Regions from separate parts of the Homo sapiens genome. Here region 2 is linked to region 1. The links are chromatin loops, found by intact Hi-C in ENCODE. Cell type or tissue: heart right ventricle. All regions are shown on one strand.

Region 1 (2,500 bases):
TATATGAATAAGGAATTCACAGTAGAAACAAAAATGACTAACAATTATATGAAGATACACTTTACCACACTGGAAATCAGAATATTGAGATGTAACAGTAAAGACTTCAGCAAAGACAATCCCCCACAGGCATATATATCAAATATTGATAAGGCTGTGGGGAAATGGGAAGCCCTTCTGCACTCAGGGTAGAAGTCTGGACAGTATCGTATACTGAAGAGAAATCATTACTTTGTGAAATCATATCTGTAAAATCCCTATAGTTTACAGATATGAAAATCCCTGAGAATATAAACCAGGAAAATTCCTGCATGAGGGTCATATGTAAAGGTGCTTTATGTAAACATTACTTGTGGTACCAAGAGGAGGAGGCAACCTGGTTTTCTATCACCAGAAAAAATGGAAACAAAAAAGTGGGAATACTATGGACACACTAGTCACAAATAATTGGAAGTAGAAACAGTAAGGGGAAGAACCTAAGAAGAGCTTAGATGAAAATAAATAAGAAACCGAATGAAATTGAGAGTGAAACAGTGGGGGAGGGGAGAGTGTAACAAAATAGAGGGGCTTTGTATAAAATAAAGATCGTGTCCCAAGAATTGAGATATATGATTATTTTAACTCTGCACCCTGTAAACCCAAACCTAACATTTCTGCATTTTTTCCTTTGTGCAGATATGCAACTTGTTTTATTTAATCTATGTGATGCCTCTGTGATGAATGAACATTAAGGTCAAGGCAAAAATAATTGTATATCCCATATACCTCCTGTTTTATACTCAGCACATTTATTTAAAAATAATTTTGAGTCACTTAGCCAGACCAAAAAACAATAAATTCAATTATAATGATCAACACACATGCTTATAAATTTAAGATAAATTAGAAAACGATGTTATAGAAACGTATTCACTTAATCACATGGCCTTTCCTACAAGAATGAGTTAAGGTTCATATGTCTTTCAAAGTTTAACTGGTGTGCCTTTTTGATATTATGCCAAAATAACTTTAAAAGCAAAATTTTATTCTTATTTTATTTTTTCAGGGTATTCTTATTAAATCTGATTATCACTCTTCTAATTGCTACTGAAACCAGGAAAAAAAAGCTCAGAAAAGATGTCATATATCTTCAAATTGTTTAAATAAAATTAATCACAGATAATTTTCACATTTTTATCTAAAAGAAGATATTATAAATATTGTTTCTGAAGCAACATATACCTTTGATGTGCTAAGAGGAAAATGAAAATTGTTTCTAAAGTGAAGATAATGTAGGTTTCTAAGTGAAATAATGCATAAACATGTTTTATATTCGCTTTCACACCCTTCTTTTAAAGTCTAAATAAGAAAGCTTATAATTAATATATAAACTGCCCACATCACTCATTCTACTGCATACTGACCAAAAACAAAGAGAGAAAATCACATTCTATGGCATGTGGTTCCTGAGGTAAGATTGAATCCTCCCGGACAGGTGAGTTCTGAATCGCTTCCTGCTGATTGGTTCTAGCTGATTTTAATATTGTTGCCGCTAGATGGCGATAGAGATTATAACTACGCAGTCAAATCTTACATGCAGTGGAATCTTCTCAGTATTCCGTTATTCATGCACCGATTTATTTATTCTAAAGTATTCTTTATTATACAAATATAATTATGACTCAGATAACTGCAAGTTACTATGAATTCCTAGAGGACAGAAATCTTTTCTTTTTTTTTTTTTTGCAATTTTTAATACTTCACATAAGCATAATATCTATATTTAAAATGGTATTGCTGGGCGCGGTGACTTACGCTTGTAATACCAGCACTTTAGGAAGGCAAGGCAGGAGGATCGCTTGAGCTCAGGAGTTCGAGACCAGCCTGAGCAACAGAGTAAGACCGTCTCTACAGAAAAATTTAAAAATTAGCTGGAGCCTGGTGGTGAACACCTGTGTTCCCAGCTACTTGGGGGGCTGAGACAGGAGGATCGCCTGAGCCCAAGAGGTCGAGGCAGTAGTGCGCCACGATTACACCACTGCACTCCAGCCTAGGTGACAGTGTGAGATCCTGTCCCCCCAAAATATTAATATAATATTAATATTATATTAATAATAATATAATATAGGTAATAATAATAATATAGGTTTATATGTATAAATTATATATACTATATGCATTATATATAAATTTAAAGTAATGCAGAGGGCAAGTGTTAAACAGCAACATATATACCTTTGCTTATTGTCTTGTAAATAAAGGCTAAGTCCAGAACTTGGCTGACTTTCCAACTTGCAGAATCAATTTTTTGTTTACCCACCTAGGACAGAGTCTGAAAAACAACAAGAACTCAATAAATATTTGTCCTATGAATGAATGTATTCAGTTGGCTGTTGTCTCTCCATTCTTCTTAAGCTGATTATCATTCTAGTAATATGCTATTTCTTTTAAATGGCAATTAAGTGATACTGAATTTGCCACTTGTAACAGGGTATCAAATACAATCACAGAGTCACTAAAT
Region 2 (2,500 bases), 360 kb after region 1:
CTAGGTTCCTTCCATTCTGAAAATTTTTACACTAATTCCAACTTTGCCTTGAATGTCTAATGATTTGCATTTCTCTATGTAAAGCACATCTCCTGGCACCGAACTGAAAATGAGATTAGAAAACACCTAGTAGAGAGGATAAAAGGTACAAGTCCTAAGCTTATTTTGCATTCCCCTTCTTCCTTTTTTCTCCCCTGAGAAGCAGGATGTCAAGCTCCTTGGAAAACTAATATTTCAAAGGAAATATCAATTTGCAACTGAAGTATGGGATTGAATGATTTCATTGTCTCAAAATGATATGGTGGTGAGGGTAACATTCTATAATTTAAATATTCAAAGTTTTGAAAATGTACAGATTCTTTTAGTAATTCTTCCCCAGAAATACTAGTATTTACTAGTAGTATTTTTTAAAAGCAAGTCTTCTTTGCAAGATATAATCAGTATTGAATCCATAAAACAGAATATTTTGGAAGTATGGCTTTAACACCATGGCATAATTATAGCTGATTATGACCAGAGTTTTGAATTCAAGTAACATTAACACACCACAATTATTGAAGTTGTATGTATCCAGATTAGCAAAATGAGCAATATTTTTCTCTCAACCCTTAATTCCTACATGTTAGTCCTATTTCCTCTGATATTTTCAGGAGTCCTCTTTGCTTTCAGTAGGTATTCAAATGATGACTCTTTCAGTTCTCCATATAGAAGACAGAAATTAGTCTTATTCTCAAGCTCTAACAAACCTTCCCAAAACCCAGTGACATAAAACAATAAACATTTGTTATTGCTAATGAGTTTGCAGGTCAGCTGAGTGGTTCTGGGTTCATGTATGTGTCTGTGGTCAGCTGTGGGTTGATGAAGTGGCTCTGCTGATTTGGGCTGGGGTCTCTCACATGTTTCGAGGTCATCTGGCTCTAGACTAGTCTAGAGTTGTCCCTACTCATCTCCGCGTGTTTTGTTCAGCTCTCCCTTAAAATCAGCACTCTTCTGGTTTCTCCACCCTGGGGATATCCTCACAGTGAAAGCAGAACAGTAAGAGACAGAGTGGAAACACACAAGGCCTCTTGAGGCCTAGACTTGGAACAGGCACTCCATCAATTACGCCACATGCTTTCGCCCAAAGCAAGTCTCAAGGTCAAGCCAGTTTTCCCCCGATTTAGCAGTAGGGAAATAGAAGGAGCTACAGTCATGTTGCAAAAGGATGTGGATACAGGGAAGGTGAAGAATTGTGGCCACTTTTGCAATCAATCTACCCCACTTTCCTTCTGAGAAGCTGGTTGTTTCCAGTGAAATCAAAGCCAGCTGAAACCTGGACAATCAAGTAGCCAAAAACCTTCCCTGTTAGACTTCAGCATATTGAATTTGGCTTGTACCAATTTACAGAGCCAGTTGTTAAACACAGCTATTAAACTACATAAACTTCAATCTAAATACATTATATTGAAAAAAGATGATCATGTTAATACTGTCACTTCCTACTTTTTATTATTATCCATGTTCTCAAAGTTATTTATAATCATTATATCCAAATGGTAGGAATGCTATATAATGATGCTACTGACATCTCTGCCCAAATCTGTGCTCAGTGACACCATGTTGATAGATTGAAATTGGCCATGAGAGTATTTACACAAGATAAATTGACAAACACTACTAATTAGGGCTTTTTTTCTTCCTTTTTTTTTTTGATAGCTGCTTGTTAACATTTACCAGCCCATCATTGCCTGTATGTGTGATGGAGGATTTGAAGGCCCAAGTCAAGTCATTCCTGCATTTTATAGCATGAGTTACAGATTTACTTTATTGACTTTTATGTGTTCTATGGCTTTGATGGAAGAAGGAAAATATGTGGATAGAGTAATTGAAGAAACGAAATTGCTTAAAGCTACATTTTAAAATCAGTAATGACCATAGTGATAAAAGCTGTTTCTCTCTTTCTTTAGTAAACTTTACTGGATGTAATGAAAACAAATTTATTCAACTTACTAGTGTCAGTGTACAAGAATAACCTTAAGGAAAAATGGAAGAACATGCAGGTAATGTTTTAAATTACAGCTTCAGTCATTAAAATATGGCATATGCATTCAGGCAAAAATTGTCTTGTGTTAAGTGTTTTCAACACATAATAATTTCAAGATGAAATTATTGTGAATTGAAAAGCAACAAAAGGAAAGTGAGGTTCACTATCTTCTATCTCCTTGCTAATGGAGGCCAGAACTTATTTAGTTTTGTGAGTCAGATGAGTTGAAATTTGCCTTCCAGTATTCCAAGGCAGCAAAAGGTCATTCCATCTACATAAGAGCCTGTCGAGCAGAGAGCCCTTTTCATAAAGAAAATTCATTGAAGAAGCACTAGAAAATGAATATAATGCAAAGAGTAAGGCTGTTCAAATTCTATTATTCAGTTTTACCAGTATTACAGTAAATTCCCAGAAAAAACAAGAATTATAGTGATTTTATGTGAGGGATCAACTTACCTGGGCTCTTTCTGGCTTTTT

What was found. A loop is a pair of places that touch in the nucleus more often than their neighbours do. Peaks named below come from ENCODE experiments on the same cell type or tissue, not always from the same donor. Only the 100,000 strongest peaks of a DNase experiment are listed, where the experiment ranks them.
Region 2: a loop joins it to region 1, with 5 times the contacts of the local background. A loop is called at or near these places in 15 of 110 quality-filtered maps.

Annotation. Positions count from the first base shown.
Region 1 is chr20:8,042,353-8,044,852 of GRCh38, forward strand. No RefSeq gene overlaps it. Among named protein-coding and RNA genes, the nearest start is that of TMX4-AS1, 24 kb to the left of the region's middle. RefSeq lists a silencer at 1,350-1,644. In heart right ventricle, a CTCF peak has its summit at 1,527 (motif pointing right); no DNase peak of the experiment used is centred here.
Region 2 is chr20:8,404,336-8,406,835 of GRCh38, forward strand. All of the region lies in intron 3 of PLCB1 (phospholipase C beta 1), which reads left to right. LOC124900459 (a long non-coding RNA gene) reads left to right here. Exons shown (of 2, transcript XR_007067518.1): 1 at 1-2,039. Among named protein-coding and RNA genes, the nearest start is that of PLCB1-IT1, 160 kb to the left of the region's middle. In heart right ventricle, no CTCF peak of the experiment used is centred here; a DNase peak (open chromatin) is centred at 1,078.